Linked DNA regions of Homo sapiens: region 1 is linked to region 2. The links are chromatin loops, found by intact Hi-C in ENCODE. Cell type or tissue: heart right ventricle. All regions are shown on one strand. Each heading gives the region's core, and the rest is flanking DNA. Links, peaks and the distances in the headings are about the cores only.

What was found. Peaks named below come from ENCODE experiments on the same cell type or tissue, not always from the same donor. Only the 100,000 strongest peaks of a DNase experiment are listed, where the experiment ranks them.
Region 1: it touches region 2 in a loop (1.8-fold over the local background); 17 of 110 quality-filtered maps call a loop at or near these places.

Annotation. Positions count from the first base shown.
Region 1 is chr1:61,167,735-61,180,020 of GRCh38, forward strand. All of the region lies in intron 2 of NFIA (nuclear factor I A), which reads left to right. Among named protein-coding and RNA genes, the nearest start is that of NFIA-AS1, 80 kb to the right of the region's middle. In heart right ventricle, for the core only: no CTCF peak of the experiment used is centred there; a DNase peak (open chromatin) is centred at 5,593; H3K27ac peaks cover 6,602 bases.
Region 2 is chr1:61,112,732-61,125,017 of GRCh38, forward strand. The region is part of intron 2 of NFIA (nuclear factor I A); the gene reads left to right. Among named protein-coding and RNA genes, the nearest start is that of NFIA, 36 kb to the left of the region's middle. RefSeq lists a silencer at 1,846-2,140. In heart right ventricle, for the core only: a CTCF peak has its summit at 6,481 (motif pointing left); no DNase peak of the experiment used is centred there; H3K4me3 peaks cover 1,275 bases; H3K27ac peaks cover 7,849 bases.

The DNA of each region.
Region 1 (12,286 bases), core at 2,029-10,028, 55 kb after region 2:
TTTCTCATTAAAACATTTGCAGGTTTTAGGTGTTATGATCCTTTTAGTTTTCTTTTAATTTCATTTTCTCTACCACCAAGCTTTCAAAGGCATTTTACAGCTTATTTTTATCTCTGGTAGATTTCTGGGTATGCCTGGCAAAACCCCTAGCTCAAATCCTGAAGGTTATTTAAATTCCAGTGTTGGATGCTCTCCACATATATAGATTTTGATGTACACTTAATAAGATTAGGAAGATTTTATGCCAGTTGATACCTTGCATGTACATGATGGATCAGATAAAGGACCATCAGAGGGCTAGTGGGTCTGAGCTTTGATTGCAGGTAGTGGGGAACATTGTCAGAGCTTTTTTTGTGTTACTTTAGGTATACATTTTTAAGCCAAGTTTAGCACATATATTTATGTTAACTTGGGGCATTAATAATCATATAAGCTTGTGGAATTAACCCATACAGATATAGAAAAGCAAAGCCCTAATCAATAGTGCAAAGACCAGTTGTGATTTTTAAAAACCACTGCTTCTGTGGAAGTGCAAGCATTGACTTATGTTTACATTATTTTTCTAAAGCAACTGATTTCAGTGACACCTACTTCTGCCTAAATTGGCTGTCTCTGCGTGTGCATGTATATTAAAGGTATATATTGAGAGATATATTTGAAAAAGTTATAGTTTTTGAAATAAAAAATACCCTAGTAAATTGCCCTTTTATGATGGGGAATGATTAAATAAAACAGCATTATTTATAACATTAACTAGAATTAAATATACAGCTGGGTGAGACTTTGTTTGTTTGGAATTTCTTAAAGGAATTAGCTTCAGTTTCCTAAACTAGAGATATGTGAAGATTATGAACACCAACATATTCTTATGACCTTGATTTTTGAAGGTGTTCAATGAAAAATTCTTGGATTATATTCCTTAAAATTCAAAATATATTTGGAATACTCCAGGACTATTTCATGCTTGTAAGATGGAGGTTATGTATCTCTTTTCTAAGGCTTGAAAAATTAAGCCCTGGCTATAGCAATCTTGGTGTTGTCTACAAACCCACAGCTTTGGTCACAGTTTTTTGAAAACTTAATTATGAATGGCTGTTAAATATTTTTCATTTACCAACTTATCAGCATTTCCTTTTTTGCAGCAAGACTTACTTCCTTTGCTTATGGAAGGCCCTAAGTTTGTTTAGAAAACAAAGTCTGTCTTATCATAATTTTGTTGGTGAGAAGATGCAGCTATATAAAACAAAGAACAAACCTGTGAAACTTCTGCTCCTCCTATCAGGCTCTGTTTGTGGGAAGCCTAAATGCATAAAATAGCAACTTGTTAAACTTAGCCTTGACTCTGTTTAAGGGGATCTTTTATTTGCAAAATTTAGTCAATTCCTCCCTAAAGGAAAAAAAGTCATTTTAGTGGATCTTGAAAGCTTTTAGATAAATATTCCAAGTTTTTTTTCCCCTGCTGCTGCAAGCTTAAAAGGCAACATAGAAGGTCTGAAGCCTGGTTTTTCCAGCTGTGTAACAAGCACAGAAGAGAGGATTCTAAATATTTACTCCTTTTTCCTTCCCACTATTCTGTGTTCCAGTCAAACTTGATTTCTTGCTGTTTGTTTCCAGGACACTTCTCACCCTGCATTCTCTTAGTTTGTCCCCCCAAGGAATGCTCTTCTTTCCATCCTCACATCTCTGTCCAGTAGAATCCTATTTGTCATTCAATCTGCATTTAAAATGCTATCAGCTCTTCCTGAAGACTTTATGGACACCCCCAACCAAATGTGGAAAGGGGTCCACAATTTCCAGTGCAATTACCTTACCTACTTTTTGGCTGGACTCAGTACTCTCATTCTACCTTGTGTGTTAGGTGTTCGTGTACTCAGTAATGTTCGGTGGTCAACCGATATTTACTAAATGCCCCTTATTGTCAAACACTGTGTTACTTACTGGGGAAAGCGAACGGTTTAAAACATGGCCCATGATGTCAGTAACCTCTTTCTTGTTTTTTTTCTCCCCAACTTGGTTCTGAATTCCCAGTTGGTAGAAATGGCCTTATAATTCTTTGGTGTTCTCTGTGAATCCTGGCTTCTTGCACATAGTAGCTGCTCAAGAAATGGTCATTGAGCCATATTAGTTGAGTAAACCAGTTTTCTTCTGATTGAATTTGAACAGCAAAGATTTTTAGCTTTCTTCTTTGGTATTTAAATAAAAGTAATGTTATTTGTTCTATTTGCCATTATATTGTGATTTTTGGTGGTACAGAAAGGAAGATTTTTCCCATTACCCCTACCATGTAGTCGTTGGGCATTTGTTGTTTGGAAGGCATGGTAAATTAGCACAGGTCAGGCAGTCAATTTTATTGAGTACCTGTAGGCACTGTGTTGGCCTCCTCATCTGGCTATATAGAGCTACCCTGGAGATCCTCATGCATAGACAACTGTCTGACTGCAACCTCTGGACACCATCAGCTGTGGCTTTCATCAAGTTCCCAAAGGCATCCTTGACCCCAGAGGTTAAGTGAATGAATCTCACACCTGTCTCCCTGAAAGATTTCTAAAATGTCAGTGGCATTTGGACAGGTTCACAGCTGCTCTGATCCACAGCATTTTCTAGAACTTCCTTTTACCTCGATGGGGGAGGAGGAATGCCTGTGAACTTGAGCTGACCTTCAAGACGCTGTAGGGCTCTTGGGCAAATTATGGACAAGACCTACATTGTTAGGATAGGCCCAGAAATCCAGCTTGCTAATAAATAGCCTTGGGAGGTGCTCACAGTCGAGTCATAGCATTTGGCATTTCCCTGTACTCTAGCCTGTGTAGGATTTCTGGATGCTTAGGACTGTAACCAAACTTGAACTCTTGCCTGGGAATATGCCCTCCCCCACACCCCCAGACCTTTTTTTGCCATCTAAATGACAAAGATAACTATCAGTAACATTTTGAACTTTCCTACAAAATTGCATTCTTCGTGGTGTATAGTAGGAAGCATTTCTTTACCTTGGAACTTTAGAAGAGGGTCTGAACTGAGCAAAAATTAGTGTCCCTGCCTTTTTAACGGCTGGACACTTATCACAAAGCTGTGCCAACATCAGTGATGGTGCACCCACAAAGGTGTTTGGTCTTGATAAGCTTCTAAAGAAGCAGACTTTGTTGTTGTTTTAAACAGTAATGAACTGTTTCAGTTTCATAAAAAAAAAAGAGACATTCTTTCTTAAATAGAAAAGGGCAGAAAGTTTATAGAGAATAATGTCTAACTTGCTAATGCAGTGTTTGCCTTTGCTCTGTGGCATGTGTGTGTGTGTGTGTTTATGTAGGCATGCCTACACGGCTGCTTGTGTTAATACTTAGTATAAAGCCTTAAAATGGATACCAGATTGGCTATGTAACCTTGGAAGATTTATTTACACTCTCAGTTTCTTTTATTCCCAATCTTTTATCAAATGGTGTTTATTATATTCTCTGAAACCATTAAATAAAAAGGACTGTGGAAAAATTCTAAAATGCTAAAATTATTCCAGGCTAAAAAAAGTATTACAATAGGATGATGATGTTTAACCCATCTACTTGAAATAAAAAGCCGAGCAAATCGAAATGTGATATATTTTAGAAGGTATTTCTTAGAGAAAAAAATGTTTAATGTTCCTTCTAGACTGCCATTATTCATTGTATTTTTATTTTAAACATAATTATGAAATATTTTGAAAGTAATCAAGTAAATGTGGTGACATTTTTTTCTCTGGTTGAGCCAAGTGATAATAACAGATAACTGTTATCTATAATGCATACTACGTTGACTCATTAAAGCCTCATCTTTGTTAAAACATTGAATATAGGATTTGAGAAGAGGAGAAGTTTCCTTATTTAGGAAAGGTTTTTGGTAGGTCTTTCTTGAAGAAATGGAGAAAATGGCCTGCTGATCTAATCTGAGGACGAATAAGAGAATCCTCCTCCCTGTGGCTATCATTCCTATGGTGCTATACCTGTGTGGGTGTGGATGTGATGGTGTGTGCCTTTGTTGGGGGAAAGAGAGCACAGATTGTCATAAGGTTGTACCCTTAATTCTCATCTTCTGTACTTATAGGAACTGTGTGCTTGCCTAGAGACAGCAGCATTTGGTCCTTGAAAAACGGGATTTCCTGTGCACCCCTTAGAAATCCTCAGGGGCTGATACAAAGAGTAATTTCAAAGAGTTTACCTTAAGAGCTTTGTCACTGAGTGCAGAGAAAGGAATTTCTGTGATGATTCCAAACTTAGAGTCAGTGCTAAGGAAGAATCCATAGAGCTCCAAGGACTTCAACCTCAGGGGAGAAAAGCAGTAATTTATGGATCTTTCTAGAAATTACGGTTGGGTTCTTTCCCCTCTCAACCCAGGCTTCCTTAGTCACGTGACTGGAATTTAATTATCAGTGCCATAAATAATCTTGTGAATGGAAGCAGTGTATTTGGCAGTGAATTTCTGCTTCCTAAAGAGAAAGGAACCTTTAGAAGTTATTTGAAATAATTCTGTATTAGCCACGATCCTGGAGGCAAATGGTCACAGAAGCAGAGGATGGTATCCCCAGAGAAAAGTGGGTTTTAGATGAGTCAGATAATGTGGATATGTGCTGGTGACGAATGACATGAAGGTTGGATGTATTTTTTAAAATACAAATTTAAAGCAGGCTGTATTTAGAAGTTTATTTATAATTGGTTTTAGGATAAAGCCAGCCTGTTGATGCATAACAGAGTTGATCTTTTGGTTCCATTAGCACCCTTGAAATATTTAACAAGAAGCTGACTTTAGCATCTGAGCCCTTCCAACCACTGTTGGAGATGAGGCAGTCCATGTTGGATAATTCTTGTTGTAAAACAAGCAGACACCTCCTTTGTTTTTCCATCTTGCCCCAAGCCCTGTGTTCTAGACTAGGGAAGGTCAGCTCTTTTTATAGTCAGAGGTCTGTATGCCTTTGAAAATATCCATTCCCTTACCTGTCCTCAGCCAGTAACAATTTATGTCCTGAAGATAGCAAGGAGTGCTGATTTAATTTATTTTACAAACAGTGTCCTTTCATGGGAGAGAGCAGGCTGGTAAAATTGTTTCAAGAATCAGAACATTTTTCTTGGTTATTTATAACATAACTCGACAATCTAGCTACACAGGGCTTCATTCATTTGAGAAAGACTATTGAATCCAAAAATAATAATCCTTTATATTTGTACAGTATTTGCAGTTTTATAAGGAACTCTTCACGTTCATTTTCTCATTTGATTTTTCTGACAACTCCATTAGGGTAGAGAGGGCAGGTATTGTTACCTCCAAATTACAGATGAGGAACCTGAAACCTGAGTGCTTGTAAGTCCTACCCAGGGTTTCACAGCCACTCAGTGACTGGGACTGGAGCCCCCTAGATTTTACCCTAGCTCAAAAGCCAGTGCTCTTTCCACTATTCCGTTTTGATACCCTTGGAAAGTTCACTGCTTATCTAGGAAAGAAAAATTGGTAGTTCTTGCTGAGGAACGTGGAAATCTGAAGGAGAGACAGATCTGAGAGAGTCACATTGGCTAGTAAGTAAAACAGGAAAAGACCAAGGGTGTCTAGGGACCTGGCCTCCTGCCCTGGTTCATTCACTGTGTGATCATGGGCAAGTCACTGACTTCTCCTTGCTTGAGATTTATTTTCTTCTCTTTTCTTTTCTTTTCTTTTTTGACAGTCTCATTCTGTTGCCCACGCAGGAGTGCAGTGGCGTGATCTCGGCTCACTGCAGCTTCCACCTCCTGGGTTCAAGTGATTCTCCTGCCTCAGCCTCCCGAGTAGCTGGGATTACAGACATTGCACCACTATGCCCTGCTAATTTTTTTGTATTTTAATAGAGATAAGGTTTCACCATGTTGGCCAGGCTAGTCTCGAACTGCTGGCCTCAAGTGATCCACCTGCCTCGGCCTCCCAAAGTGCTGGGATTATAGATGTGAGCCACTGTGCCTGGCCCTAATTCCCCTTTATGTTTTCTCTCACCTCTCTGGCCAGGGCTCTGAAGATATTCCTGGGAGAATGAGGGTACATGCCACAGAGGGAGCCTTGGGTTTACAGTCAGCATAGCCCTGCCCATTTCCAGCTGCGTAACCAGGAGAAGTGGTGGCTTTTCTCAGCCTCAGTTTATTCTGTACAGCTGGGGTGAGGGTGGTACCTAAGAGAATTAAGTGAGGTAATGGATGTAGGGTCCTTGGCATAGTGACTGGTACTCAATATCCTCTAAATAAATATTATTCTGTGTTAGGGAAAAGTGAATAGAGATAAATGCTAAGGGTAGAGGTGACGAGAGAAGTGGATGGAGACAAGGATGGCTTTTGGATTTGACTGTTTTCTCCACTGTAAGCACTGTTTGTTATCTTTCAGCTTTCATTTTGTCTCTCATCTTTTCCCCCTTCAGATGTGAGGTGTCTTGAAGGAAGAGACATTTAGAAGGTGAGGGCATTATGCAGATGGAGAGGTCGGCGGCTAAATGTGGTTACTGAAGCCCTGCCTTGGGTCTGTTCCCAGCCTTCCTTGATTTTGAAACACATGCGCTCTCAGCAGGCCAGGGTAGTTTGCAAAGCTGTTGTGGAGGCTTTTCCCAGGCAGTGTTACCTGCTCCGAAAGCTGCAAGCGTGCCTACACACACTTCACAAAGCAGATGGTTTCTTTTGCTTTCCATGTGGTCTAAAAATCAAATGGACTTTTAATGGAAAGGTTGGGGAATTCCACACTCAATTATGAATCCAGTGCAGTGCAAGGGGCAGAGAGATGGTATACCACACCTTTTAGAAGAATTTGTTACTCCTGGTCTCATCTGGCATTGGAGTGGGGAGGTGAGAAAGAGGAAGTAAGTAAATAAAGCTGCTACTCTGTGCTCCAAAACTACTGAGTAGCTGACATCTGCCATTTGCATTGAAAACTGAGAAAGAGGAGTGTGGTTTTGTTTTTGATTCCACAAGATGATGTGGAAGGGCAAATTGTTTTGGTTCTATGTGATAAACTTTGAGTACCTCCTGTGTGCCTGATACTATGATGGATACATATGCCTAGGGTAAAAGGATGAGAAGACACAGATCATGTCTTTGAGACGTTTAGCTTGAGTCACATTTGCTGAGACTGAAGTTGGGCTTTGCATTTGAAAAGCTAGCATTTTTGGATGCACTTTTGATGGGACCCAACAAGAGATGATTTGTTTATTTGGGAAGAATCCTGGCATGCAGTGAGGAGCACCTTTGTAGCTAGAACATGCTTAGATTTTGGTATTCTTGAAAATGTGGCCTCCTCCCCAATGCCAGTGTATAGGATTTAAAAAAAAACAAAAAAACACATCTCAAACCTTGGCATTTATTGAATATTAACAGGCCAGGCACCAAAGCATTATTCAGCATTGACACTTAAACTTTTCTGTATTGATTATTATTATTATTATTATTATTATTTTTTGAGACAGGATCTCACTCTCTTGCCCAGGCTGGAGTACAGTGACATAATCTTGGCTCACTACAACTTGTGCCTCCCAGGCTCAAGTGATTCTCTTGCCTCAGTCTTTTGAGTAGCTGGGACTACAAGCTCGCACCACCACACCCATCTAATTTTTGTATTTTTTGTAGAGACGGGCTTTCACCATGTTGGCCAGGCTGAGCTCAAACTCCTGGCCTCAAGGGATCCACCTGCCTTGGCTTCCCAAAGTGCTGGGATTAGAGTCATGAGCCACAGCGCCTGGCCCTTATCATGATTTTGAGTTTATGAAAAATGTTGTATAACTATAGATGGGAAAAACTATTATTGAATGTTGTTGTCATTTTCTACCATTGTAATTGTTAGGGTAGAGTACCAAATGGTATTTAGCAAGGTAACAATGCCATACCTCCTCCAGGTCCTCAAAAAAGGCAGTATTAAAAATGAACCTACACTATAGGAAGCCTTATTCTAGTAGGCCAGTATTTATGCAGATGATTGTTACATTTATTTATTGTCACATGTCATAGTCTGTGTAAGTCAGTTATTTCACAGGTAAGCTACATCTTCATGTGGTTGCCTTCTGCAAGTGTCTCTTTCCTTCTTAGGTCACAGCTAGCTATATAGTCAGTCACTTCCTCACTTGCTCATGCAACAATTTTTTTGACACCTACTCTGTGCCACAAACTGTAATAGTCATGCCATCACGAAGCTCATAGTCCAGGGGAGAAAGAAAAGCAAAGACAATACAGCTTGATTTGTGATAGAATTAATGCAGAGTGCCCCGGGCTATCTTTCTGCACGAGACCCCATCAAAGCCAAGTTGCAGAGGATGAGTGGGAATTGAGAGGCAAAGGGTTGGTGCAGGATGGAGATAGGAAGCATGGCATGTGTAAAGAAAAGCAGAGAGGTTGGGGAGAACAGGGTGTGTTCCAGCAGTTGTGCCTAGTTCTGCCCAGGCCGAAGAGCAAGGCAGGAGTCCGCTTAGGAAAGCCTGCAGCTAACTGCTGTGTCACCTCTAGTGGAAGGCTTCATGGCAGCTGGTGAAAGTCTCCTAGCAGGGCCATACTTATCTTTTACCGGGTGATAATTCTCCCCCACCCTTTTTAATTTTTGCCATTTTTTTTATTATAAATGCTGTCATTTTAAGTTGGGGCGTAAACGTAGTATGCAGGAGGCAGGCATGAATTAATGAATAGTAAAGTCCTCTTAAATTGCCTTATAAAACTAAGTCCTACCAGGTTCCCCTTTCATCTCAGCAGATGTTTTACAGGATAGAAATAAAATCTATTTTGGTTTTTTAGCGTACCAGAAGATAAAACATCTGGCTGAGTGGATTTTCTCCCCTCTGATTGCTTACTTCCACTTAAAGCTTTTTTCATATAAAATTTATTGATATTTTTAAAAATTCTTTCTTATTATAAATGAGTAATATTATCTTAAGTTTAGAAAATTTGGAAAAAGAAAAACTACATAGATGAATACTACAGTTAACCTTAATCTTACTACTTGAAGAACTACTATAAAATGATAGATGGATATTCTTTAAAAATTTTTTTTTCTATGCTTGTATACATTCTTTAATATGAGCAGAATCAAATTGCAATAAACTGATTTTTAAAAAATTCATTTATTCAAGAGATACTTGGGCTGGGCGCGGTGGCTCATACCTGTAATCCCAGCACTTTGGGAGGCTGCGGCGGGCAGATCACGAGGTCAGGAGATCGAGACCATCCTGGCTAACACAGTGAAACCCCGTCTCTACTAAAAGTACAAAAAAAATTAGCTGGGCATGGTGGCGGGCGCCTGTAGTCCCAGCTACTCGGCAGGCTGAGGCAGGAGAATAGCGTGAACCTGGGAGGCAGAGCTTGCAGTGAGCCAAGATCGCACCACTGCACTCCAGCCTGGGCGACAGAGCGAGACTCTGTCTCAACCAAAAAAAAAAAAGAGAGAGATACTTGTTATGTTTCCGTGCTTTATCTTCATTTTTGCTTGGTAAAACCTTTCAAATGCCCTACAGGGAAATCTGGCAATTGTTGGGAATATCAAACATAGGAAAGTAGAAGTAACTGTATTTCCCTCCTTCCCACATTTGGGTCTCTCTATTTATGAAAAAACGCAAAAGAAGCTTATCCGGAGATAGTTCAAAGATTGCTTTAAATGTGTCAAGTTATTTCAATCTCCTATGCCTTCTGTACACATCTTCAACAGGATTTGGTGAATTCACAGTGAGAGTCATAATAATAATCGTGATTTTGAAAAGTAATAGTTGTCTAACACTTTCCCATTTATCTAGTGATGCTATATGCATTATCACATTTAATGCTTAAAACTTGAGCTATTGTTATCCCTATTCTAACAAGATAATCAAAGCATGGAGAAATTAACTCTGTCTTGCTAAGATCCTCAGATATGTTCTGAATCATAAAAGGTTATGTTATATTTAGCACAGTGTTTATAGTAAGAATGTTTTCTCTATTGTGTGTGTGTGTGTGTGTGTGTGTGTGTGTGTTGGAATACCATTATAATCTATAAGTCTCTCTTGATTTTCAGCTAGTGTGACTCCCCTTTCCATAACTCCCACCTCAAATTTGAACCATCCTGAATAGAGAGGAGCTTTAATAAACCAACTCTATTATTGGTTCTGTAAGACCTTGACATTTGCAAACTTTATTTTTTGCCTTTTCTCCCACACAGTAGCCACTCTTGCAAATCAACCTTGGGAAGTTAGCATTCTTAATGAAGATCTATAGGAGACTTTATCCTTAGACAGTAAATCAGCTCTTTCAAGGCACCATTCATCTCCCTTCGAGCGCATGAATTGGTATATGGCACCTTACAAGAGCTCATTTATCTTATGTGGGTCCCTAGTTATTACTTTTGCCCACTTCCCCTAGATCGCCAGAGATCAAGGCAGAAATGAAGTAGAGGATGGCTTTGCACTTTGAAAATTTGCCAAGGTCAGCTGAGGTACCTGTGGCATTGACTTAGAGCTGGTGTTGAGTATTACCCATAACTTTTAGGGTGATATCACCCACACTGGCAAATAATTAGTTTAGTTTGTCAAAGCATTTGAATTGTGCTTGGTTAAATAAAAATGGCTAGAAGGTAAAGTAATAGGGGAAAAAGTTTGTTACCTTGAGAATTTTTTTCCTCTTTAACATTTGTCCAAATCATATTGACATACTTTTGGCTTCCATATTAGTGATAAGGATGAATTTTTACTAAGTGCCTAGGCTATATGCTAGGTGCTTTTCCAAATGCCTTAAAAAACAATTCTACCACGATATAGGAGCCATTATCCTCCTTTCATATAGGAGGAGCTGATCATCACTGATGTTAAATAACTTGCTGAAGGATATGTGTAACCAGATAGGTGGAATCAGGATTCAATCCGTGTATCTCCAGTGTTTGCCCCTGTGACTGTGGTAAGGCTGCAGCCTTATTGGAAGTCATCCACTTGTTTAAAAGGATGATGCATACTCTGTGCATAATGTTTGATAACGAATTAATTGAAGTGGAATAGCATGAGCTTACAGTTTGCAGTGGACCCCGAAGCCAGGCTTTCATTGCTAAAGGAGCTAATACTTGTTTCTGTGGTTTGGGTTTCCTCACAAGCAGACTCTGAAACAAGGTTTTGAGTGCAAGTATTATAGTTTATTTGGGAGGTGATCCCAGGAAGTATGGTGAGGGCATATACTCAATAACGGATGCCCTAATGAGCAGATTATCACTGTGAGAGATTGGGCTCCCTGCCTGTGGGCACCTCCCTGACAGACTGTAGAACATGCCTCATTGTTTAACTGAGAAGCAACTCCTTGTCTTTCACTAGTTGAGAGTTGCTCCTGAGTGCATTAAGTCCCCTGCCCTTTCAGCCTGCCCCACTTTGCCATGTGGACAGAGAAAGCCCTGAGGCAGAGAGACTACGGTGTTTGTGCTTCAAGTTGGACAGCATGTCTGCCCCAGCTCCAGGTGACCTCCACGGAGTGTGAGCAGCATGTGGGGAGGACACCAATAGTTTCTGTTACATTTGCTTTTGAAGCCAGCATCAGTGCTGATAAAGATGCATCCAGACTGATGCACCTGGCTTTGGGGGTGACAACCTTGTATAAACAAGTGAGACAGGAGAGGAGGCAGTGAAGCTAGGATTCCTCTTAAGAGAAGAAGGTAGGATTTGGAATCAGGCAGTCTGGGGTATTGTTCCTAGTTCTGTACTTACTAGCTGTATGCTGGGCAAGTCAATTTGTTCGAGTCTCAGTTTTCTCAGCTATAAAGTGGACATAGCTGCCTCACAGGGATCAAATGCAATGCCATTCGTAAAAGCGTTTGTAAATGATAAAGCGACATGCCACCTTTGAGTCATTGCCATTGGAGCTCCTGATTGAGGAATCTGGTGGAGTACTAGGTGCTAGCAGAGCTTTGAGGGCAGCTGTTTGCTTTACAAGACACACCTGAAGGCTGCTATCTTGGCTCAAGAAGCCTGTCCTCAAATATCCTGACGCTTTGAAAGTCAAGGGTAAGGGATTCAAACCCTATGTAGGCCCCTTTCTCTCATCTGGTTTCTGGCCTACTGAGAGTTGCTAACCCTGCTTTGCACCAGGTGAGACTGTATTTCCAATAGCCCCCTATCGAGTGCAGAGATGTTTTGGGGGGTGAAAGTTGATTTTGATTGGATTTACAACCCCATATATCAAGCACTAGACTAAAGGTCCATCAGCCTTTAGAAGAAGCCACAGTGGTTTTCATTTCTTTCACTCTGTTTATCTTCTGACCAAAGGCTGACTCTTCCACAGGCGGCTGATATCGAGTCAATCAGGACTCTTTATGCATTATGTGAATTTGGCCC
Region 2 (12,286 bases), core at 1,902-9,901:
GACATGTTTGCATACAATGGATTAATGACGTTTTCATACTAACCCACAAAAGTCTGCTGCACTTTCTTTTGTAGGCCTAACATTCATTTCATATGCATTGATTATTATTGTTGAACTTGCATTAATTACATCGTGCATATATGGACATACAATGTCATCTGCAGAATTTAGGATTTTTTATTGTTAATTTTTATAGTGACTGTGGATTGAGGAATTAAAATTAGCATGCTTCATTTATAATAGTATTTCTAGTGTTTCATTAGCCCTAAAAATGTGATAAGATCAGGAATAAGATTGGAATGAAAATTTCTCCTTAAAATGGTACGTCTTTTGAAAACATTTTGTTTATAATATATAGCTAATCCTAATTTATTACAGTCTTTCAATATATTCTTTAATTTGATTCTATAAGGCTTATAAATCACTGTCTTTGAGATAAGTTTCTTAATTCACAGGTTTGTATCAGTTGTACTAGGTTTGGTGAAGGATGTCATCCTAGATATACAGTGTAGACGTGCTTTATGAAACATACTTCTTCTTAGGGACATTTTTAAATACCAAATGAGAATATGTTTGGTGGGCCAGGTGCAGGGGATCACACCTGGAATCCCAGCACTTTGGGTGGCCAAGGCAGGTGGATTGCCTGAGGTCAGGAGTTTGAGACCAGCCTGGCCAACATGGCAAAACCCAGTCTCTTCTAAAAATACAAAAAAATTACTAGGCATGGTGGCAGGCACCTGTAATCCCAGCTACTCTGGAGGCTGAGGCAGGAGAATTGCTTGAACCGTTGAGGCGGAGGTTGTAATGAGCTGAGAGTGCACCATTGCACTCCAGCCTGGGCAACAAGAGTGAAACTCCATCTCAGAAAAAAAAAAAAAAAAAAAAGAGAATATGTTTGGTAGAAATCTGAAAGAGAATTTATGCTGAATTGAGACCATTTGGAAGGCTTCTTGGGTAAAACTGATTTGAGTTGTGGATGAAGGATTGTTTGGAAATGAGAGAATGAGCAGAGGCCATGGTGGAGAGAAGAGTTGGAGAGCAGGTGAAAGGCGTGAGCACAGCTGCAGAAGCAGACATATGCACGATTTGTCCTAGAGCAGGTCGGTTGGCGAGTTTGGTTAGAATGGGGGGTTTACATAGCGGAGGGTATTGAATGCCAATTTAAAGATCTAGGCAGTAAGAATCATGTAGGGTTTTTGAACAGGGATATGACATGCTTCAAGAGGTTTTTTTTGAAAGGATTAATCATGAAGTCCAAATGTAGGGAGCATTGAAAACAAGAGTAGAGTGACAGACAGTGGAACAGTAGCTTTGTCTCGGCACAAAATTATAAATCATGATGGTTTTTATTTCCTGTGCCCTGAGTAATATCATAAACAAAATATACAAAATGGCAAGAGCACTTTTGAGATAATACATGGTTTCTGATTCTGAGTAGTACTTGAAACTTCAAAAATAACATTATACGATAAAACACATGTTATTTCTTTGTTATCTTAAAATAGCAACAAATTCTATATACGTAGAAAGACCTATGTAGAAAAAAAATGAACATTCTAGCCTGGACAACATAGCAAGACCCCATCTTAAAAAAATTTTTTTTTTTTAGTCAGCCAGGTGTGGTGGCCTTTGCCTGTAGTCCCAGCTACTCAGGAGACTGAGGTGGGAGGATCACTTGAGCAGGGAGATTGAGGCTTCAGTGAGCCTCAGTTGTACCACTGCACTCCAGCCTGGGCAACAGAGCAAGATCCTTTCTCAAAACATAAAGCAAAAAACATTATTTCCTTTCTCCTTTCAGAGGAAAATTATTTCCAGATTATTTTTTCTTATATTTTTTTAAAAGTTGGCTTTAAGGGAGCACGTTTCTCTTTGAGGGTGGCCTGTTTCATTGTCAATATTTGCTCTTCATTGGAAGCTGAGGTCATGTCAGAGTTACTCAGGAGAAAGACCTGGACTTTTCTTCTTATCTTTTAATGGTTTATCATTGATAAGTTTGGACATGGTATGCATGGTGACTTTTTTCACTCTTGTCACTTTTCTATATTTACCTTGTTCATAGTATGTAATCTGAGTGCCTTCAAGACACTAGAAAAGATTTGATCTCAAACACCACATTTTGGGTATTTTAATATAATCAGGAGAAAAGTGGATATAATATTCAGACAGGAAGCTGGAATACACTGGCATAGGTAGAAGTATTCATTTCAACATTAAGTGAATATATATATATTTGTTGTTGTTTGTTTTGTTTTGTTTTTGTTTATTTTGGTTAGAATCTCACTCTGTCACCCAGGCTGGAGTGCAGTGGTGCGATCTTGGCCCACTGCAACCTACACCTCCCGGGTTCAAACTATTCTCTTTGCTCAGCTTCCTGAGTAGCTGGGATTACAGGCAAAGGCCACCACGCCCAGCTAACTTTTTGTATTTTTAGCAGAGACGGGGTTTCACCATGTTGGCCAGGCTGATCTTGAATTCCTGACCTCAGGTGATCCACCCACTTCAGCCTCCCAAAGTCCTGGGATTACAGGTGTGAGCTACTGCACCCAGCCGCAAATATATATTGATAACTTACTGGAAGTAAGGTAACATGGTACAGGTTGGTAGAAGAAATATAGAGAAAAACAGGAAGCTGGGCTTCCCTTCCAGATGTCCCTAGATTCAAAGGGGAAGAGGCAAAATGTATTAAATGCTGTCTTACACATAGACTACAAGGGATTTACTTGGCCAGGGAGAGAACAGGGTTGATTCTGAGCTGGAGAGAATGAGGATGGCTTCTGTGAAGGAGATGACCTAAAGCAGGGCCTCGAAGGTTGGCAAGGGACTTGCAGGGACAGAGCATGGAGATGGGCATATGTAGCGTGTGTTCTGGACACGGCACGTGGAGGCAGAGCACACATGCATAGAGTGTGTAATGCTTCACTTCCATCCTTGTTCCTTCAGCAAGCACCCGTGCTTTACCTCGTGCTGACCCTTGAGCAAGGCTGCCCGTGAGAAACTTCCCAACTTCATGGGCAATGTTGAAAACATTTGTCCACTTGCCCTTGCCCCAGAGAGGGAGAAGGTCCACATATGGTGCCTTTGACATGTTATCCCTTGGCATAAAGTTTGGCCCAAATGTACATTTGAAACCTCACGTTCCCTCGATAAATTTAAAGTATGAAACTTTTGAAACTCTAAAAAGGTGGTGAAGACCACAGTTCTCCCTGTTCTTTTTCTTCTTTCACTCTGCAGCTGGATTCTGCCTTTCCTCCAGTGGTTATCTGAGGAGTGTCTGCCATGTCTTCTGTTTTTTTTTTTTTTTGCCTTGTTTTGAGGAGTCCCCTTTTTTCCTCCCCTGGGAGAGTTTAAATATGATGCTGATTTCTTGTCATCTTAGGGCTCCTCAGCTACAACAAAGTTAAATGGTATAAAAGCAAAGCCCAAATTAGAGACCCTAAAATAACCTTGGAGAAGGAGAGTTCTCAGTTATCAGTAGAATTGTCTTAGGAATTTGAGGAAGCCCTTGTATACAGTGAAAATGAGACCCTAAGTTAATTAACAAAATGAAAATAACTTACAGTACATATCTGCCACTTCCAGTACTGCTATAAATAATTGCAAGTGTAAGGATTTTTAGTGCAAATATGCAGAAAACATGGGCATAGAAAGTTTAGATGACCTTAATGAAGAAACAGAGTTGGCTCTGAAACTGTGCTTAGCAGGAACAACGTTTTGTGCACTTGATAAACACTGTCAGTTGTTAAGGCATCTTCTGATAGGTGAAAAGCGGTTTTTTGATGCAGTACTGCCTGGCATGCATCTTCTCGATGGTCTGTTATCTTGTGGGAATGACATTCGTTAAGTTGTTTTCTGTGTGCATCCCACCCAAATAAAGAATGTTTCATCAGCAAAGTGAATTGCCGTATAGTCATCAGACTCTAGAAATAAATTATCAACGATGACTGCAGTGGGTGAGGCTGTTTGTTTATCACATCACTTGAGAACAGAGTAAAGTGAGTTTCATATTTTCCTGAGTCTTGAATTCTCATTTTAGACATCTGTTCAGAAGCTTTCTAAGCCATGGAGTATTCTAAATGAGCATTTTGTTAAATGGATGAAGGAAGACTTAGTTTTCCATTGTTAGGTGAAACCTAATTAAAAATTAAATAATGACCTTGTGTTGGCTTGTAAATTCCTTATTTCCTGCATGTGTGAGTGTATTTTGTTAGAACATTCCATTTTAAAGCATGCCTTTTTTATGACAAGAAATACTTTTAAAATACTATTTGCTTTTGAAATTACAGTAGGGAATCAAAGGATAGTCTCTTGTTGAGAGGAAGGTATTAGAAGCATGTAGCTTTATGAACTATATTTTCTGTGAATATAGCAGAATTAGTTTAATTGTTCAATTTCACCCTCTCCAGCATGATTGCACCCATCAGGGCAGTTAACAGAGACACCGCTATTTGTGTTATACTAGGAATTCTTTATAAACTTAATAAATGAAAGCTTTTTCTCTTATAGGCCCGATTCTCTAGTGGACTTCTGGTGAAATTATGTGGCTACCTTCCATTAATGTTAATGGAGGTTATGGATATAAATCCCTCCATAGTGATGGAAGAATGAGCCCCAGAGAGAAGAATGTTTCTAATGAATCACTGGATTGTGATATAGGATTAACTTGGTGTCCCTAATACCATTTTTTTTTCCTCCTGAAAGTTTAAGGTCTTATGTTTAGGAACTAGTTTCTCTCCACCTTAATCCTTTATTGTCAAGTCTGCAATAATGTTAAGAACAGGAAAAAAAAATGTAGATTCCTGGATAGGCACAGTTTTTATATTAATGTAACTATATAGGCATAGTTTTTATATTAATGTAACTATACAGCACCTATTTTTGTGTTTTACTATTACTTGGCAGACATCTTGAGTGTTTTACAAGGTTATCGTATATTTCACTAATAATCGTTGCTTGATAATTTGGTGTCCTGACAGACTGCAGTTTATTATTTAGTATTAAAGCTCTCAAATGTATTTATTGAGCACCTGCTGGGTACAAGGCTTTGAGCTTAGTGATGAAAGCATATGACATAGTCTGTAGCCTCAAATTTTCTATAATCTCGTGATAAAAGTAGGTACCAGTTCATTAGTTGCTTTCCAGTGGGGCACAAATTATGGAACATCGTCTGGCTGGCCGGGCGTGGTGGCTCAAGCCTGTAATCCCAGCACTTTGGGAGGCTGAGGCAGGTGGATTGCCTGAGATCAGGAGTCCAAGACCAGCCTGGCCAACATGGTGAAACCCCATCTCTACTAAAAATACAAAAAATGAGCCAGGCATGGTGGCAGGCGCCTGTGATCCCAGCTACTCAGGAGGTTGAGACAGGAGAATCACTTGAACCTGGGAGGTGGAGGTTGCAGTGAGCTGAGGCCGCACCACTGCACTCCAGCCTGGGCAACAGAGTGAGACTCTGTCTCAAAGAACAAAAAAAAAAAAAAGAAAAGAAAAAAAAGAAATATTGTCTGGCTAAAGAAAGGAAAAGAATTCTTATTCAGAATCAGCATGATCACTTCTGGGAATCTGAATGGAGAAAATAATTCTATATGTAATGATGTTTTCAATCAATATTATTTTAGGTGGTTTATTTATTCAGCCAACTGTTGTTGGCTGCCCACTGTATACCAGGCAGTGTGCTAGATACTGGGAGTACAGCAGTGAGCAGCACAGAGACAGCCCTGGTCTCATGGAGTGTGCACTTTGAGTGTGGGAAACAGTATGTGGGTACATAAACAAAATAATTTCTAATGTGATAGATCTCTAAAGGAAACAGGCAAGGTGATAGAGAATAACTAAGAGGACCTGCTTTAGATGGGAATGTGAAGGATGAGGCCGCATTCATACTAAGCATCCAAGTAAGGAGAAGACCAAGTGCAAAAAGTTTGGTCGGGATGAGTGTGTGTGTGTGTGTGTGTGTGTGTGTGTGTGTGTGTGTGTGTGTGTGTACCAGAGACTGAAGGCCATTATGGCTGGACAGTTAAGGGAGAGTGACCTAAATAAAGTTCATATTGGCGGGAGAGCAGCTTGCCACAGGGTTACACAGAATAGGCAGTGGTGGTAAAGGCAGCATTTGAATCCAGGTCCATTTGGCTTTGGAATGTGCTGTTATAGCAGCAGAGGGCAAGTGTGAAACATAATTCAAGGAAATAATTGCTGTAGCCATCCAGACCAGAGGAGGATCGCTTTGATCTAGGAAAACATCTCAGTAGTCTTTGAAAAAATGTACAGAATATGAAAGATATTATAGGTCTTTTCCTCCTATAATACAACCAGGAAATTATTCAGGCTAATTTTTTCAGAAAAATTATTACAATAAATTATGATCTCCCTTTGAAAGGTATAATGTATTCAAACCTTTTTAATTAGCTAATCTTTTCCTGTGAAATCTTAAATATTTGCACGTATAATTGGTAATTTTAGCTTTTATGTAGGTATGTTTCCCCCTGGTGTTACTTACAAAACCTGGCTTACTCAAGGCCCAAAGTCCACCCCACTAGTAAACTCTCTCGTCTCTGTTCCTGTGCCAAGTGCTCTTCCTTTGTTACCAGGTCCACATAATTAATAGCTTTATCATATGAGGTAATTCAGTTACTCAGCAAAACAAATGATATACACTTTTAGAAATAGCTCTAGAAAGTAAACTTGAACGTAAAATTGTTTAGTAAGAGGAAATTTCTGTTTGTCTTTAATTAAGAGAAACTGTATGGAAATGTAAGCTAAGGATGCATTAATCAGAGAAGTTGGCATTGCACTGTTCTTCATTTTTATTTGGCATAGATTGCATGGGTGCTCATTAAATAATTTGTATGACTGAAATAACTTGTGATAGTTCTTGCTAAAGTTTTGCATGGACTCAGACTAAAGAAACTTTAAAATTTGAATTAAAAAACATTCAATTCTTAGGTTTGAAGGTTTGAGTTACTTATTATAACTGAAAATCTTTATTATCAAAATGTGTGTTCATTATAGTGTTTGCTTGCCTTCTTGGGTGAAGAAATACTTATTATGAGAGTATGTAGATTTTCCGTGAAGAATTAGTAATCATGCATCAGGTTGATACCTGGTGAGTAGATATTTGTATTTAATGCTCTTAAATTTTAACAGCCTTGCCTCTGTATGCCCTGCTCATCTGTGTCTTACCAACTTTGATATTGTTTGAAAAATAAACATTTGAAGGAAGAAGTTTGCATATTTAGAGGGTTGGTAGTTCATTACCTGCATGTAGGTTATGCCCACATCGCAAAGAAATCTGATCTATATGGGTAACATATTTGGATAATCAAGGCCAAGGTAAAGGGATTCATTCCCCCTTCTTGAATTTTATGGTTTCTGTATGTCAAACCAGATTTCATTGGTTTAAATCTTGTGGTGTACACTTGGCCATTGATTTGGTTTGAGCTCTGTAATATTTGTAATTATGTGAGATGACAAGATTGAATTAACTTAATTGTAGAGTTTTACATAGTGTCTGTATCAACATCCTAATAAAATAATATGAAATTCAATAAGTAATGCCAAGTGGGACAGTGAGCCACTCACATAAGCTTACTAAACTTGATATATTCTTATGGCACTCCTCCAGAATGTAGAAGAAACACATTTATCTAGGTGATTAGTATTCTTTCTGTCTGCCAGATTTAAGGATTGTTTGGAAATATTGTTAGAATCAAAATCAACGTTTGTTACTACACAGGGTTGAGCATTCCAGGCACACTCTGGTCGTTTTGTTATTCTAATGTCCACTTATTTCATGTCTGCCGTGACCGTGACAGTTTTCAGTCACACAGAGCTGCCATCAAAAGAGTGATAAGCTTGTAAGTGAAGCCTTTGGGGAAGCAATAAAGTCATTTTTCTGGTCCCATCTCAAAAGACATTATTGGAAATTTATTTAAAAGTGATCAAGGTAGCACATACGAGGCCTTCTACAGTTTGCATTTTGGAAGTTATTAACAATCTGCAGTTAAGTCCATTTAAAACTGAAAGTGGCTCTTCCACAAACTACTTTTTAAATAGCTTGCTGGTTCTAAATTTAAGGAGAATGGAAATATTGGAAATTAAAAGTCAAAAGAAATTTCTGGGGCATAAGATCCTTTCAAGTTTACAATTTCTCACTTTAGATTTAAAACTTGAACACGGCCATACTTTGCATTTTATGATATCTAATTAGTGCCTTGTAATATATTTTGTGAACAGTATCTGTTAGCCATAATATCAGGGACAGTTTAAAAAATCTTCAGTACATTTATGATAAAAGTATTAGCATTGTAAGGTCTTAAATTGACATCTAGGACATTAGGAAATCAAATTTAAAGCATTGCATTGTCTGTTACTCAATGGAGTGGACTGAGGACAGCGTGTGACTTGTGTACTGCAAATGATGCAATAGCTAAATATCCTAGTGTGAGTTAAGGTTGATTAAGTGATCATCTTTAACTCTGCTTTTCCCAGGGCTCTTTGAACTCTTGTTTTATTAGGTAATATGCTATGCTGTTATTTTATTGCTGTTTAAAAAACCTTCTCTTTTGGGAAAGAAAACATGTGAATTCTTTGGTTTCTAGATAGAAATTAGCAATCTTTTGCTCGGAATGTAAAAGTATGCTGTATTATCACAAACTGACCCTCCTCCTCCCCAAGAATTCTAGGGAGTAAAATGCGTGCACAGGAAATCAGAAATGGATCAACAGAGTTATAGGTTTTAAAAAAACTGCCTTGCATTTTTGCCCTGGAATTAATTTTCAGTGAAAATTAAAATATTTTTTCTGTTCATCTGGAATCAGTTTTTACTTCATTAGCAGGAAATGGTAAATATACATTCAGCACAAATAGAGTTTTCTTTATGGGACACAGGATTTGTACTCCATAGGTAGATGTGTAACATAAAAGAATCTTTCTGCTCTCCTTGTAATTTTCTCCCTCTTACCCTCAATAAGTTAAAAGAAAGGAAAATTTTTTAACCTAACCTGTTAGGAACCATTTTAGTGTAGCCTCTAGTATTTTGATAAAACAAAATGTTCACTAGCTGGACCCTGGTGGTGATAGCATGAAGGACTGGGGTAGAACTCTCTTTTTCATTTTCTTTTAATCCTGAAGTTACATCACTGTGCAGTCAGCTCAACTTGTGTCATTGCAGTAGGAAGATATGTAGGTGGAAAGCTATTCCAGAAGGAGGCTGGAGCTACCTTCCCTGACAAGAAAAAAAATCCAAGCAAATACATACATAAAAAGACACTCAAAGCATCATAGGATGTTATAGTTATAAGGGACCATAGGTTTCATTTAACGCACATTTTAGCATCCAGGTCCTACATAAAATGTATATTTTGTGATTGTGAATGGGAGTTTTCCATATTTAAAAGTTAAGTTTATTAATGTGTCATTTTACCCATCATGTATTTGTGGCCATTTTTTTAATACCACGAATGGGAACATACTGTATCATAGTTTCTTTTTATTTGTCTGGATGCTTGTGTATGCCTTTTAGTCTACTAATATGCTCACATGTGCAAACTAACAAGAGAAGATGGCAATCCGGTATTATAAACTGGTAAAGAGTTATAGTGCAGTAAGACTGGATTAACTGTGCTTTCAGCAGTCAAGTTGCTGTAAGAGTTATATTGTAAAGTTTTAGACTAACTTGCATGTATCCCAGAGTTTGCACGGTGTTGCTGAGTGTCTCGTTAGACATACACCCTACCTACTATTCTCTCCTGACATAAAAAAAGGTGGTAATTGAGCTGGCATCTAGAAAGTGGTGGTAGCACTACAGATTGTATCACTAATCCCAAACAAAGGAGTTGCAAAACACCTTTCTTTAAATATTTTCTCTTCATGGTGCAACTGGGGAGGGCCAAATTCCAGCCTTAATAAAGTTTTAACCTGACCAGTTGGTAGAAATGGCAGAGTAATAGAATGTTTGGTCCAGAAACCAATGTGTGGACTGTGTCTAGGATTAGACTCTGCATTTCTGTCTGTTCCAGATGAGCTGCTCATTTCTTTTCTTTTTTTAATTTAAATTTTTAAGTTCTGGAGTACGTGTGAAGGATGTGCAGGTTTGTTTCATAGGTAAATGTGTGCCATGGTGGTTTGCTGCACCTGTCAGCCATCTTCTAGGTTTTAAGCCCAGCATGCATTTGCTATTTTTCCTAATGCTCTCCCCCACCCAGCCCAAGCTCTTCATTTCTACTCAGTACGTATGTCCATGTATCCAGGAGAAATGGAGAGTTCTACTTTTGGATTCTTCTAGAGAGATTCCCTGTGGGACTTCTAACCCCTAATCAGTATTCTTCCGTTGATGATAATCTACTTAAATGATATCCTATCATCAGAATCCCTTTATGGAATTATCTTTGTATTTTGCACGTTCTTCCATTCTAGCTTCTAAATGTAATTTTTCCTCCCTTAAATCATTTTTCTAATGGAGACAACATTCAAATACATAGGACAGAGCCCACAGCCAGGGCGGGAAACCTGCATAGTGAGGCTGGTTTTGATACGCAGGCCATCCTACTGGCAGCTGTTTTGTAGGCAGCTTCATGTAATAGTGCAGAGGGTACAGAGAGAGAGACCTACACTGTGATTTCTTTCGTTTGTATATTTTGTATTGAAATTGTAGATTTTTTGGTTGGAATTTATTTGAGATGATTCAAGACATTTTGCATAGTACTCAAATATAGGTGAAAGAATTTCAAGTTTGCTCATTTTGGCATAATTCTAAAACAAAAGTGTTACTGTTGGATCTGGGCATGTGATGGGTGAATGAGTGTTTCAGTGAAATGACATAAGTCTGTATAATTTGGAGGGTAATGATGCCTTAGAACAAGAATAAATCTGGAGCGATGGAAAGGCTCCATATTCTAGATGAATGCATGCTTCCTCTTATGACTCTGAAAAATAAAATTAAATCTTTATTTATACAAATCCAGTGAGGGGGGAAGGCTACATGGTTTGGCTTAATGATATATTTCAGAACAGGAATATTAGCCTTAACCTCTTTCCTCACATTGCATATGATATTTAATCCATCATCTTTGTTTTAAACAAACAATACACAAGCTGTTGCTGGCATTGGTATAAAGCTGATGGTCCATCTGGAGAGCAGGAATATAGATCAGGAAAATAAGAGAATTGAAATTGGGTGCAAGGGCAGATTTGCATGTGTAAAAACCTTTCTGTTTTACCAGCTTTTATCAAATTATTTAATACTGGGCAAAACAGATTCCTTTTTCTTGAAGCTGAGAAAGATACCTCCTCCTAGAGGAAGAGTTGCTTCAGTGTTCTAGGAAGAACAATTGGTTTTGAAAGACAATAAAATAATGAGCCATTAGGATCATGTTTTGTAATATAGGGAGTTGGTGTGGAAGAGGAGAGAGAGGACTGCTGGTGTAGTGAGTTCTTGTTCTAGCTGTGTATGATCATTGGCCAGTCGTTCAGCTTCTTGGCCTTCAGTGCTTCCTTTGACTCAAGTCAATTCAGCAACCATTTATTGAGGCAAATGTGAGGATGTTCTGTGGGCTACCTATTTAGCTAGGCATTGTGGATCCATAGACAAGTATGACTGGGTCCTATGCTTATGAAACTCCAGGTCTTACAATGGAAACATACTGTGGTTGAACGATGTAGAGAGTGTTGTATATGAGATATGGGTGCACAAAAACAGGAAAAGTCAATTCTGTCTGGTGTAGACAGGAAGAATTGTATTACAAATCCTTCTTAAGGATTTTCTATTTTGACATGCAAGAGGAGCAGGCATTCCAGGTATTTGAATACTGAGAGATTCAAATTATCAGCAAGGTTCTTTCCAGTTCCACGTTTGTTGTGTTATCAGTGTAAAATTATTTGAATAGCTTTCCACTGATGAGTTATTAGCTGAAAAGTGTTTATTGTCATGGTTGAAAGAAAATAATAATGAAAGAAGAAACGATTACCTTTAGTGATAAAGTTGGGGCCGGATGGGACGAAGCAGTGCAATTTTTTTCTTTATAATTATTCCCCTATTTGAAAAATCAACTTGTATATGAGGCAGCAAACACCTTGCAGAGCAGCATTCCCTTTTAGTTTCAGGACGTGGTGGTGGATGGAACCACTGTAACCTGGCCTCCCTCCATGAGAGGAGGGAATCCAGGTGGCCATGTTGAAATGTGCCTGTGTGCAGCAAGGCTTCTGAAATGACAAGAGAGCCCAGCAGCTTCCAAAGCAGCTGTGACTCTGGATCTCACCCATCATCTCTGCTTCTCACTGTTAGAGGAGTGAATCT